Linked DNA regions of Homo sapiens: all the other regions are linked to region 3. The links are chromatin contacts, found by Hi-C or POLR2A ChIA-PET in ENCODE. All regions are on one chromosome and are shown on one strand. Each heading gives the region's core, a stretch centred on a gene start or an enhancer-like site at or near the end of the contact. The rest is flanking DNA. Distances are from core to core; before and after follow the strand shown.

The links. Hi-C counts contacts between places; a loop is a spot of excess contacts on that map. ChIA-PET counts read pairs that join two places held with the same protein, here RNA polymerase II (POLR2A). Pooled maps may share reads with other maps.
Region 1: a loop to region 3 is called in a pooled map, with 7 times the contacts of the local background. The contact joins the promoter of PLS1 here to the promoter of RNF7 in region 3. A Hi-C loop is called at or near these places in 6 of 50 pooled maps. POLR2A ChIA-PET finds 5 or more read pairs at or near these places in 2 of 52 experiments (T-cell and activated B cell).
Region 2: a map of B cell shows a loop between it and region 3 (34-fold over the local background). The contact joins the promoter of SLC25A36 here to the promoter of RNF7 in region 3. A Hi-C loop is called at or near these places in 5 of 168 maps with a recorded cell type or tissue (B cell, CD8-positive, alpha-beta T cell and naive thymus-derived CD4-positive, alpha-beta T cell), 10 of 37 single-sample maps with no recorded cell type and 17 of 50 pooled maps.

The regions. Positions count from the first base shown.
Region 1 is chr3:142,594,690-142,599,572 of GRCh38, reverse strand. PLS1 (plastin 1) reads right to left here and starts at 3,180. Exons shown (of 16, transcript NM_001145319.2): 1 at 3,064-3,180. It overlaps PLS1-AS1 (PLS1 antisense RNA 1), which reads left to right. Exons shown (of 4, transcript XR_001740938.2): 4 at 2,276-3,664. RefSeq lists an enhancer at 2,885-3,124.
Region 2 is chr3:140,938,863-140,943,350 of GRCh38, reverse strand. SLC25A36 (solute carrier family 25 member 36) reads right to left here and starts at 1,515. Exons shown (of 7, transcript NM_001104647.3): 1 at 1,256-1,515. The coding sequence starts at 1,296. RefSeq lists enhancers at 362-591, 231-1,078, 1,172-1,541.
Region 3 is chr3:141,735,984-141,740,548 of GRCh38, reverse strand. RNF7 (ring finger protein 7) reads right to left here and starts at 2,251. Exons shown (of 3, transcript NM_014245.5): 1 at 2,033-2,251. The coding sequence starts at 2,207. RefSeq lists enhancers at 1,100-1,778, 1,979-2,218, 1,779-2,458, 2,569-2,618, 2,659-2,708 and silencers at 1,779-1,958, 2,219-2,478.

The DNA of each region.
Region 1 (4,883 bases), core at 1,931-4,430, 860 kb before region 3:
TGGATCATGAGGTCAGGAGATCGAGACCATCCTGGCTAACAAGGTGAAACCCCGTCTCTACTAAAAATACAAAAAATTAGCCGGGCGCGGTGGCGGGCGCCTGTAGTCCCAGCTACTCGGGAGGCTGAGGCAGGAGAATGGCGTGAACCTGGGAAGCGGAGCTTGCAGTGAGCCGAGATTGCGCCACTGCACTCCAGCCTGGGCGACAGAGCGAGACTCCATCTCAAAAAAAAAAAAAAAAAAAAAAAAGAATATCTGAGTCCCTCCTCTATACAATTAGGGGATAGTCTGGATAAAGCGCTACCATATAGCTCTAAGATCCTAAATGCCCACCCTCCCCATGGCAAAATGCACTTTTTATTTATTTATTTATTTATTTATTTATTTATTTATTCATTCATTCATGTAATAACTATTGAGTGTCTGATACTGCAAAGCAATGTGCCAGGTATTGTGAAGGGTTAAAGGTCATCCTTCAGAGAGCTTATCATCTAGAACGGGAAATAAGACAATTACATCACTAACTAAGAAACAGAGACAATGTCACAATTCGAGGTACTTTTTTTTTTTTTCAGATGCAGTCTTGCACTGTCGCCCATGCTGGAGTGCAGTGGCACAATCTTGGCTCACTGCAAGCTCCGCCTCCCGGGTTCATGCGATTCTCCTGCCTCAGCCTCCCAAGTAGCTGGGACTACAGGCGCCCACCACCATGCCCCCCCAGCTAATTTTTTGTATTTTTAGTAGAGATGGGGTTTCACCGTGTTAGCCAGGATGGTCTCAATCTCCTGACCTTGTGATCCACCCACCTCGGCCTCCCAAAGTGCTGGGATTACAGGCGTGAGCCACCACACCCAGCCAATTGGAGGTACTTTTAAGATAAAAAGAACATTATAAACCCATTACTAACACCCCAACCCTGAAATTCATTTTCAACATGTCTTTCCTTCTCTGCATTTAGTCTTTCACCACATGCTTCTTCCTTTACATTTCTTAATTCTGTGCCCTCTTTTCTCCACTTTGAGTCACAGGCTTAATCCAGGGCCTGGACCAACTGACCCGTGTTTTTACGCCTGTCTCCTGTAATCCCCCTAACTAATCTGTGATCTGTTATCAAAATATGAGGAATCAGAAATGGACTTGGCTGCTGTCTTGATACAGCTCTAACATGGCCTTCCCCATATTATAGAACACACATGAAATCTCTTTACAAAACTATACATACTGCACTTCCTTCCCCCACTCCCTCCCACAAACAGGGGCTAAGAATATACTTTGTGCTTAGTGCTGGGTGGGATGTTTAAGTCATAGGCTTTAACCTCCAAGAGCTTACACAACCTGCCAACTTCCTGGTCGGGAAGTTGGGAGGTGCTAAAATACTCAGGATACTATATACAATGGGGATACTAACAGCACAAACAACAGTAGTAAGTGCTATAGGGTTCAGAAGAGGGAGAGCTACTTCATGCTAAGGCAATCAAGGAAGGCTTCCAAAAAGAGGTCACACCTGAGCTACACCTTGCAGCATGAGCAGGACTTCAATACGGAAAGAGGGAGGCAAACAGGCATTTTGGGCAAAGGGCCCAGGTGACTGAGGGAAGGAAGGAGGGCGTTTTCAGGACCAGCAAATTGTTAGGTGGGGCTTCAGTGAAAGGGCACTTTTTGAAAGGAATTTATGAGGTACTAGGAAGCTTAGTAAGAGAAACAACTAATTTTCTGCTTAAGCCAGACTTCATGGTATAAGTAGAAGAGAAAAAGGAAGTTTAATAATGGAGGTAAAGAAGAGTATCTGCAGGGAGTGGTAAAAAGACCCCAGAAAATGAGAAAACCTGGATCCCAGGCCTAGCTTTGCCAATGAGGGGCTTGGGTGGCCACAGCAAGTCATCTAACCTCGCTGGTCTCAGTTTTCTCATTTGTAAACTGAAGCAGCTGAACTGGCTGACCTCAAAGGTCTCTACAGCCAAAACTAGACCAGCTGTATATTATTTCTGCCATTAAAACATTTATCATGGGAGGAATGAAGGGGGGCAGGATACCTGTATTCCCTTTCCATATAGGTTTCTCTTCCTGAACTTAAAATTTCCTCTTCCTAAACTTACTACCTCTCTCTCTATATATATATATGCCTCCACATTACACATTAACACTTTACTATAGAATTTCATTACATAATTCAACTTAAAGGAAAGCTGATTACAAAGGTGGTGGGGGGTGTAAAAGTACTTGCTTCAAGTTCAGTGTGTGCCCCCTGTCCTGAAATTTTGCTTCTGGCTCACAGGTTCTTCAAGAAATTTATGCAGCACAGCTGAAGCCTCATACAAGTGTATCCAACACCGTGGCTGGAGGGAAAGATATCACGGTATAAGCCATAAAATGTGACATAGTAAGTAAGTAAAGGAGGAAAAGTGAGAATTCTGTTACTCATCTAAACGACCGCTTCCTTTTAATAGTACCAAATGAAGACCGAAATACAGTAATAATTGAAAAGTTAGGGAGAAATCTTAAATTTTTTTAAGTCTCCACTTGAAAATGCAGCTGAAACACGGAAAGTTTTTTGGCAGTGAAATTCGCTGAAAACTGACATTTTTATGCCGCATCCAGAGGTCCCTATGCTCCAGGAAAGGTACCAAAAACAGCACGGATGGGATTTCACTACAGCCCTATTGATCCTATGCACCAAAAGGCCAAAGGCAAATAAACCAGTCCCAGAATTAAAACAAAACAGGCTGGTTCAGAAAGCCTCACCGGCAGCCACCCAAAGTTGAAAGAAGAAAACTTAATGAAATACCTTATTTCATTGCATAGAATCACAATTCAGTTAACAGGCTTATTGTTTAAGCAGTGTAAATACGCGATTTAACACCTGCGGGCACTGCCTGCCGGGACTGGGCAGAAGCGTGCCCAGAGGACGGCGGGCGCCACACTGCACAGCCAGGAGACGAGACGCGAGCGAGGGGACCCGGAGATACTGCCCCCGAGCCGCCGCGCGCCCCCAAAGGAGTAACGCTTCGCTTTCCATCTGTCTGTCCAGCCTTCCTTTTGGGCCCTATCCCCACCCCCGCGTACCTGCCGCCACCGCTGTCCTGCCTTCGAGAGGGCAGCTCCCACTGGAGATCCAAGTACCTGCAGGTCCACTCTGCGGCTACCTCTCCGCGCCCGCGTAGCCGCTGCGCTCGCGCCACTGCGCATGCTCGGCCGGCACCCGGGCCCGCAAACTCTGAATCCACTTGCCGCGTTTTGCCTGCGGCTCCCAGGGGAGGGAAAGGGAAGCCCAGAACCTGGGTTTAGGCTAAGGGTGAAAGAGGAGTTGCAGGCGCTGGGAGCGTGGATGGGGAGAGGTGGACGGGCGCTGCGGCAACGTTATCTCTACCGCCCACAGTTACCCAAGTCTAAAGATGACCACCTACACCCTGGGAATGAGTTTAGCACAGCAGTTCTCAAACTTGAGCGTGGATCAGAATCACCTGGAGAGCTTTTTAAATCACAGATCCCAAACCCGGAAACTGAGTTTCCGATTCAGTTAGGTCTGGAGCGTAGCGCGACAGTTCCCATTTCTAACATGTTCTCAGCGAAAACTGGTGCTACTAGTCTGGGTACCACACTTTGGGACCTGCTGGTCAAAAGGAAAGGTATACGTTATTAAAGGAAGACTTGTTTCTCTCCCCTACTCTTTTTTTTTCCGTTTGTTTCACGGATTGCTTCCTTTTCCTTTAACAGCCACACCTGATTAAAATAAATATATAACTAAAGCCCACACTCAAACAAAAGTGGGATATTTTCTCTCGCATGTGAGTCAGGTAAATGGAATGCTGCCTCAAGAGTTCTCACATACTTTGCCTGAAGCATAATCCGTAGTTGTGGTCTGTCCAACTCAGTCCAGAGAACAGAACAAGGTTTTGCTGCCCCTTTAACTCAAAGTCCCACGTGCCCCTTCTGCGCCTAACACAATATCCAATACAGAATAGGCACCCAACCAACCCTGAGATGGTAACAATAGAAAAAATAAAGGGGGGAAGTTGAAATTATTTTAAGAACTCAAACAAATTGGACGAGCAATGAACTATGAAAGTAGGTGGGCCATGGAGAGGGAAGATAAGGAATTTTTCCCACCTGCCACCTAGAGAATCAGGTGAATTTAGTATTCTTATCTGATTTTTCCCACCTGCCACCTAGAGAATCTGGTAAATTTAGTATCCTTATCTGATACTTATTTATCTAGATATGCAAGGGGAGTTAAGTAAGTTCTCACAAAATAAAGCAAAATATTTCCTTAAAAGGTAAACATACATCTAACATATGACCCAGCCATTTCATTCCTAGATGTTATCCAAGAGAAATTAAAACATATGCTTACACAAAAACTTGAACAGGAATGCTCATAGCAGCTGTTTTTCACAAAAGCCCCAAACCAGAAGGAACCCAACTGTCCAACAACATGTAAATGAAAAAACAAATTGTGGTATATTTATACAATGCAATACTACTCAACAATAAAAAAGAAGAAATACTCTCACACAGGACTCAATATGGATAACTCTCAAAATCGGTATGCTGAGTTGAAGAAGCTAGAGACAAAACATATTGTATAATCCCACTTATATGAAGTACAAACTAACCTATAATGACAAAACCCAGATTAGTAATTGCCTGGAGCCAGGAGTGGAGGGAAGGATAAACTGCAAATGAGCAGAAAAAATATTTTTGGAGGGGGACGATGGAAATTTTCTCTGTTTTGATGGTAGTGACAAGTTCACAGGTGTATACAACTGTCATCGCTAAGTTGTACACTTTAAACATGAAAAATGTGTGTAAATTATTCACCAATAAGTTTGATAAGAGAACACTTTTTCATGAAATACTCTTATGATCTGTTTTTTTTTCGTGGT
Region 2 (4,488 bases), core at 266-2,765, 800 kb after region 3:
TGCCAACCTAAAGAAAGTATTGCCATCACTGGCTCAATAGAGTCCATATGTCCAACTCAAAGCAAGGCACCGTGAATAGAACTGCGTGTGTATTTCTTTCATATTCTTAAAAGTCGATCTAAAAACTGCAGGATTTAAGAAGATGCCGGTAAGAGTCTCAGCATAATTCACCGAAGGCATTTTTGATAAGAAAACTCTTTATAATCCTCCAAATAAGTAACTCTTAAAATTGCTATGATTCTCCAAATGATTTAGAAGGAGCAAATCTAAACAGGAGGCTAAACTGGAAGCTCTAACACTCATTTTGGCAATCAGGGAACTAAGACTTTAGGCTTAGTCCTAATCTTGCACACACATAGTAACTATTAACACTATCTTCAAAAAATCTGACCTCTCTCCACTCCTACTTTCTCCTAAGCAGCAGAAAAGCAAGCGGTGTTCAAGAGGGGTGGTTTTCTCGAAAGGAATCTGACCCCAAAGGTACTGGAAAGCTTTGCACCCCATTCACCACCTGGAAAACCTCGGGCAAGAAATTTTCCAAGGGCTAGAAACACCCTACAGCAACCACGGGAGAATACCAAAGCCTTCCCCGCTCGATCCCGTAGCCCCCTTACCACCCACCTTGCAAAGCCGAGCCCGGAAATGAGCGGCCCGAGGTCCGAGGTGGGGCGTGAGTGACGTGCAGAGGCCCAAGCGAGCGCTGCAAGGAGCGAGGGCTAAAGGAGTCTCCGGCGCCCATTTTGTCCTCAGCCTCCGCACTTTCCGCCCCGTCCCCTTGGGCCATGCAACCTACGCGAAATCCGAAGCCAGGCTCCTCAAAGCGGCCCTGGATCCCCGACGCCTGCTAGATTGCGGCGTGCGGCCAGGTCCAGCGGCGTCCGGGTAATCAAGCGCCGACCCCAGCTCTTGCCCGCGTCTCCTCAGACGCATGGATTCGGCCTCCGCCTCACCCCGGCCCCGCGGGCCCAAAACCTCACTCCCGGCCCGGGTTTCATGCCTCAACCCTCTTTGCCCGGGCCTCACTCTCTCGCCCTCGGGCCCGGGCCTCACCCCCTTGCTTCCCCGAACCGGAGCCCCCCTCACCACCCACGGGCTGGGTCGCTCCCCTCACCCGCAGGCCCGTGGCAGCTCCCCGCCCAGGCCTCACTCCCGCCCCCCCACCCCCCCACCCCCCTCGGCCCCCCTCGCCCCCCTCGCCTGCGTCTTCGGCCCCAGCACCCTCAGCCCCAGTGCGCACGCCCCGCCAGGACCTTACCCTCCGGCAAACAGATGCACCAGCGTGTCCCTCTGGCTCATTCTCTCTCCCGCATGTCCTCCGGCCGCTGAGGCGGGACGCGGATCTGGCCGCCCGCTACGGCAGGCGGCTTCGGTCCCGGACTGGAGACGCACAGCGCCCCGGGGACGGCGAGGAGAGCTGGCCGAGATGCGGCTGCAGAAAGCAACCGGCACAGCCCTCCCCGCGGCACTCCAGCCGCGCCACCGCCTGCCTAAGCGCGCCGCCCTTCACCAGAGGCTGAAAGCGACGCAGCGCAGCGCGACGGAGAGTGGGCGGGGGATGGTAGGGGGAAGATGACTATTTGATGGCTCCCGACATAAACAGAGGCTCCCATTGGTGTGAGCGTCGTGACGTCACGCACTCTGCAGTGTTCTTTCACGTGATCCCTACGGGCTCTTTCAATGAAAGGGGCCGCGAGGCGTGGCCAGAACGCGTGCCCGGAGGGTGGTAGGTCACCGCGCTCCTAGCACCTGAGACCTGGGGCGCCCCTGGCCTGAGTGAACGCGCCAATCACGGCTGCACTCTCCTGAACAGGGAACTGGCGGGGCGGGAAAAATCGACTTGGTTCCGGGTTCGCAAGCGGATTTACTTTGAAAAAATTGGATTTATGACCCAGCAGTTCCCTTGGTGTCTATCTCAGAGTAACCCTCGCACAATGCATAAAAAGGTTTGTGCACGGATACTCCTATATAGGCTCACAAACAGTACAGAATTATGAACAATGCTTGCAGTTGCAGAAAATTGAAATCAGTGGGGGAATGAAGAAATAAATCATGAAACATTCCTACTATGGAATATTATGCAATCGTGACAAGGGATGAGGTGATTCCATATGGCAAAAAATCTCCCGAAGTGTGTAATAAGTAAAAAAGGCAAGTAGAATTAAAATACTTGGGTTTGTTTTTAAAAGAATAAAAGTTCATGGGAAATGGAATTAAAAGATAAAATTTAAAAATATAAACTTTGTTTTTCAACGTAAGCTCCATCAAGTTAAAGACAGTTTGGTAAGTGATGATACCGGCTCTTTAGTCCATCTGTAAAGAATTGAGGGTTCTGGGAATTTAATCATGAAAATGCAGGCTTTTTTACGTTATTAACTGAAGAAAAATGGGTGCCATTTACAGATTTTTCACGATTAGAAAACAAAAATATGTCAGAAGGAGCCAGGTCAGGAATGTAAGATGGATACCTGATAGTTTCCCATCGAAATCCCTGGAAAAATGCCCTTATTTAAAGAGAGGAATGAGCAGGAACATTGTCCTGATGGAGAAGGACTCTCTGGTGAAGATTTCGTAGGTGTTTTTATGCTAAAGCTTTGCTTCACTTTCTCCTATAGTAAGCGGATGTTATTGCTCTTCCACCCTCCAGAAAGTCAACAGGCAAAATACCTTGAGCATCCCAAAAAGCTGCTGCTATGACTTCGGCTCTTGACCAGTCTACTTTTGATTTGACTGGACCACTTGCACCTCTTGGTAACTATTGCTTTGATCCAGAATCATACTGAGAAAGCTATGTTTGATCTCCTGTTACAATTCTTCAAAGAAATGTTTCAATATATGATCCCACTTGTTTACAATTTCCATTGAAAGCCCTGCTCTTGTCTGCAGCTCATCTGGGTGCAACAGTTTTGCACCCATCGGGTGAAAAGTTTGCTCAACTTCAGTTTTTCAGTGAGAAATGTGTAAGTAGAACCAGTTGAAATGTCTATGGTGTTGTATATTATTTGTGCTGTTAATTGTGGGTCCTCTTCAATTAGGGCACACCGAAGAATAATCTTTTCCTCAAAAATCGATGTGGATTGTCTGCCACTGCAGGCTTCCTCTTCAACATTGTCTCATCCCTTCTGCAAACAAGTTATCCATTTGTAAACTTCAGATTTCTTTGGGGGAATTTTCCCCATCAAACTTTTGTAAAGCATCCTTGATTTCACCATTCTTCCACCCAATCTTGACCATAAATTTGATGTTTTTTCTTGCTTCAATTCATGCTGCTCTGATAGGGGCTGTTTTCAAGCTGATGTCTTATCCTTTTTAGTGCCTCAAACTAGATCTTGTTCAGATACATTATAACAAGTGAGTACGAATTTTTGGTGCAAAAAAGTTTGAAATTCATACATAGTTTTTTTTTTAGTTAGGAAAAATGTTTATATAAATTTAAATTTACATATATTCCATCCTTCTCTTAACTGAAAAGAGTAAGAAACTTTCTGAGATTTTCTTTGTTACCAGTTCCTTTTTTTTTTTTTTTTTTAATATACTTTAAGTTCTGGGATACATGTGGAGAATGTGGAGGTTTGTTATGTAGGTATACATGTGCCATGGTAGTTTGCTGCACCCATTAACTCGTTGTCTACATTAGGTATTTCTCCTAATGCTATCCATCCCCTTGCCCCCCAACCCCCGACAGGCCCCAGAGTGGATGTTCCCCTCCCTGTACCCATATGTTCTCATTTTTCAACTCCCACTTATGAGTGAGAACATGGGGTGTTTGGTTTTCTGTTCTTGTGTTAGTTTGCTGAGAATGATGGTTTGCAGCGTCATCCATGTCCCTCCAAAGGACATGATCTCATCTTTTTTATGGCCGCATAGTATTCCATGGTGTGTATGTGCCACATTTTCTTTATCCAGTCTAACATTGATGGGCATTTGGGTTGGTTCCAAGTCTTTGCTATTGTGAATAGTGCTGCCAGAAACATACGTGTGCATGTGTCTTTATAGTAGAATGATTTATAGACCTCTGGGTATATACCCAGTAATAGGATTGCTGGGTCAAATGGTATTTCTAGATCCTTGAGGAATCGCCACACCATCTTCCACAATCGTTGAACTTATTTACACTCCCACACTGTTACCCAGTGTGAAAGCATTCCTATTTCCCCACCTTCTCTCCAGCGTCTGTTGTTTCCTGACTTTTCAATGATCGCCATTCTAACTGGCGTGAGATGGTATCTCATTGTGGTTTGCATTTGCATTTCTCTAATGACTAGTGGTGATGAGCTTTTTTTCATATGTTTGTTGGCCACATAAACGTCTTGTTTTGAGAAGTGTCTGTTCATATCCTTCATTCATTTTTTGATGGGATTGTTTTTGTTGTTGTTTTGTTTTTGTTTTTGCTTGTTTTTTTTGAAACAGAGTCTTGCTCTTGTTACCCAGGCTGGAGTGCAATGGTGCAATCTCAGCTCACTGCAACCTCCACCTCCTGGGTTCAAGTGG
Region 3 (4,565 bases), core at 1,002-3,501:
CCTGAACCCAAAGTACAGCTGTTGTAAATATGCAAGACTGATCCTGTAGTAGCAGAATACTTGCTATAATTAGAAAGTTTATGATGAAATGTGTCATTTATAGTCTATACTTTGACCTACATTAAAATCTCTCAGTAAAGTTTATTTGTTGCAAAGTTTCAATCATTATTTCAGGTTATACATTTCCACTTACTCTTTAAATGTTTTTCCTTTGGGGAGGAAATAGCTTTTTGGGAGACAAATCTTTTGAAAATACCCTTTGGGAACATTATTTTTAAACTGGAAAGGAACTAAGTGAAAGCTTAGTTTCCTTTAAACTAAAGGAAATTTATTTAGGAGATAAAATGTTTAGCGAAACTTGTCTTAAAAAAAAAAAAAAAGAGTCTCCTGGATCAGTTAAAAATGCTTCCCAAACTAGAAATTATGATTCCTAAGTGGGGGTAGGGGCAGCTGTATTGCTGGCAAATAAACTAGATACTTTTAAAGCCTCATATGTTTTGTTTGTTTGTTGCTGAGACAGGGTCTCATTCTGTCACCCAAGCTGGAGTATAGTGGCAGTGGCAGTGGCAGGAACAAGGCTCACTGTAGCCTCGACCTCCTGGGCTCAAGGGATCCTCCCACCTCAGCCTCCAGAGTAGCTGGAGGCCACCATGCCTGGTCAGCTTTTTATTTTAATTTTTAATTGTACAGACAGGGTCCTGCGATGTTGCCTAGGCTGGTCTCAAACTCCTGGGCTCAAGTGATCCATGTAAAATAAGTGGGTCATGTCTAATATCAAGGTCTTTCAAAAGAGAAAGATAAAAATATCTGAATCCAATTGTTGTAAATCCTCTTTGAAACAAGCCCTTAGGAATAAAAGACAAAAGAGCATAAACTGCGAAATCTCTTGATTCTGGTATGTTTACAGTCTCACCCCCCTTAAGGTGAGCAATTCTCTGTATGTTCTCCAATTCTCTCATTTTTCAAGACAAGTCACAGTTTTCAAACGATAGAAATGTCCGTTTTCTTTAACTACCCTCAATAAAGAATTCCACTGAAGAGGGTCTCATAGTAATTTTAAATGCCCTATCTGAAAATACAACTTGCATTTAAATAGCACCTGCTTTTCAAAGTGGTCTGAGTTCTTAGAACCATATAAAATATAACAAGATTAAGCTGTTCTGAAAAGTTTCACTTGGTCTAATATTTTAACTCAAAATATCACAGAAAGAAGACATATTTGTAAGAGGGTTCTCCACAAAGGCATGACTCAGAGCAGCACAGTATCTTCTCCAGGAAATGGCATCCAATATGGAGAGGGGGGTGTGATGGAGGTGAAGTTTTACGTTTCTGAAAAAAGGGCTTACAATTCTTCAGCTTCCATGAAACTTAGATATTCTTGAACCACACTGTTCCCTTCAAGCCACGCTAGTGCTATCTGACCCGTCTTAAATCAATCCAGATTTAAAAGCCATTCGAAGAGCGGCGGTAAGCTAATCCGGAAATGCAATGGCTATGAACACTTTCCTGCGTCCCTCGAGGAGAACTAAGGGTGTCGTTTTGTGGAAGATGACTCTGGAGCATCACTTTGGTGGTGACCAAGACTATTAAAGTTCACTGCTGAATCACGGCCTTTACCCTGACCACCTTGTGTTGAGCTTTTAGAGGTGGGGCTGGGGCTGGACACACAAACCGAAGTGTTTCCTGCTAGTTCCCAACAATCACCCGGTTTTACTTTCTTGGTCACACCCATCACTACCTGAAATTACCTTGTTTAACTCCGTTTATTGCCCGTCTCTCTCCCTAGAACACCAACCACCCGGCGCAGGGCGCCTGTTGCACAACCCCGCAGCCCCAGGCGGCGGCCGCAGCCCTCAGGAGCCGCAGCAGGAGCGTGGCTCCGCGTTCCTCCGGCGCCGGGGCAGGGCGACCTCCACCCACTCTCCCAGGCAGGGCACTTTCCGAGGCTTCTGACGGACGCCCGTCCCTTCCCAACCCCGAGGTCGGCTCCCGGAGGCCGCAGGGCGGCCCTGGACTCGCGTGCAGCGCTTACCCATCACCTGGACCCTGCAGATGGCGCACGTATCGCACTCCACGTCCCAGCTCCACATGGCCACCGCGTTCCACTTCTTGAGGGAGAACATCTTGTCGCCTCCCGACTTGGAGCCTGAGCTCCCGGAGTGAGAGGCCAGGGCGCAGGTTTCCTCTCCGTCTTCCACGTCGGCCATGGCGGCGCCGCGGAGCCGACGGCGGAGACGTTGGCTTGGGGAAGGCGGAAGGCTAGGGCGGCTCTGTGGAGCCGCCCGACGGGCCACAGCGCCGCCCGCAGGCCGCCAGCCACCGTGGTGCCTAGACCCCGGCTGCCCACGATTGGCTGGCGCGGCACAGTGACGTCACCTGACGCCAGCGCCAGGGGGGCGGGCAGGCCCCGCCCTCGCCGTCCTAGGCCAACTGAGAGGGCTCGGGCCCTTATGGGGCGACGCCGCTGAATCTGCCTGCTGCGCTGCGGGGTGTTACGTCTGAGCAGGCGCACAGATTGTGCAGGGATATGTGTCCTGCTTTACGGCTTCATTAAACCTACTGCTCTCAGAAATTATCTTGTTAATTTATTCGTTTGTCTCTTCCCTCCCAAATGTAAAACTCTATCAGAGCAGGAAACATGTTGCTATCACCACATTATCCTCCGTATCTGCAAAATGCCTGGCCACAGGAGGCACAATTATTTGTTGAGTGAATAAATGATCTTAAAGATCTAGAAATCTGGTTCAGTGATTCTCAAAACTTTTTGGTCCCAGGACTCCTTTTCACTTAAAAATTATTAGGACCTTAAAGAACTTTTATTTATGTAGGAAATGTGTAAATATATATATATATACACACACACATATTATGTATGAATATATATACACATATACAATGAATATATGTATATTCATATATACATACATTTCCTGTATATGTATACACACATATGTAGAGATTAATGTTTGCTTTTGAAGAAATTAAAACATTTTAAAATGTATTCATTAAAAATCACAGTAGTAACCTCATTACAGGTTATCATTAGAGGGATGACTTCACATACCATGTAGTTGCTAGAAACTCCGGTGTACACTCGTAGAATGAGAGTGAAAAGAGAGAAATAGCTCTAAATATTGTTAGGCAACTAGTTTGCCCTCTTTTGACCGCTAAAAGAGGTCGGGATCCCAGGAGTCCCGGTGTGTGGCGACACAACCCACACTTATTTTTCAGGCCCCGCTCCCTCAGCTGCACAGTCTCCATTCCTTCTGCTCAGTACATTTGAGCTAGTTTAACTTCCTCTTTTTATATGTAGGACTAATGAGGTCTGAAGAAGTGAAATGACAAAGATCACATCGTTATTATAGTAGTGCTTCTACGGCTAGCCCACCATCACATGTGTTTCCAAGAAAGCCGGTATCTCCATTGAAAAGAAAACAGAAGCACAGCCAGCCTAAGGAGATGCCTGACCCCACCATCACCTAGTGGTGGACAGCTACTCTGTCAAGTTTGGATTCTGAGCCTCTCCCCATCCCCTCATTTCCTGATACCTGGGCAAAAGCTAACCAGACTAATGGAGCCTGGCAGGGGAAACAAGAATGCATTAATATACAGAAACATAAATATGGACACAGGGTCACATTTGGTTAGATGCAAATGCGTATTTGTTGAGTGGTGTGTTAAGGGCTGTGAGGGTACAGGATGCAGTGAGGGAAAGCCTCATGAGAGAGGTAGAGGATGCAGTGAGGGAAAGCCTCATGAGAGAGTAGAGGATGCAGTGAGGGAAAGCCTCATGAGAGAGGTAGAGGATGCAGTGAGGGAAAGCCTCATGAGAGAGGTGAAGTTTGAACTGGGGGAACATGGGAGGTCTTCAGGGCCAGTGGAGAGAGCAAACCTCTCTGAGCTGTTGGCCAGAGCAGGGCACAATGGTGGCAGCAGACAGGAATTGGACCACACCTACTTTATAAGCCAGACACCCATTGGAGTGAGCACACAAAACATGTGTTCTCTTCTTACTGAACGACCACACATCTGCCTAGAGATGGCTGTAAATGCTAGGTATCTAACAAAGAAGGAAGGCTGGCACCAGAGGAGGATAAAACGCACCCAGTTGGTGAGAAGTTTGAAAGTCAAAAGGATGAAATGGTGAAAAGGAAAAGAATGGTTTCGCTGGAGGAATGGTATGTGCCCTTGCTGAGGCATGAAATCTGGAGAGAGGTGTCTGCTGCAATGAAATTTAAAATAGAAGCCAGGAGGGAGCATAGGGGCGGGAAGTGGGAAGGCAGGTGGAGGAGATGAGTACAGTTTTGACACACTGCATGTCAGGAGAACTTTTTCTCCTGACAAAAAGAACAGGAATGAGTGATGCGCCAGAGTTCAGTGCAACAAGCAAGCATGCATGGGGAGAAAGGAAAGCAGGAGTGAGGCAGAAAGTTCAGGCTGCAGCAGCTGTTCAGGCGTGGTGGGGCCAACGGGTCCCCTGTGATTACCTTCCTTTGGTTCACCTTCATGAGGGCTTGTCTGCCATCATGAGCACCCAAAGGGCAGGAACTATAGGTGGCCTTGAA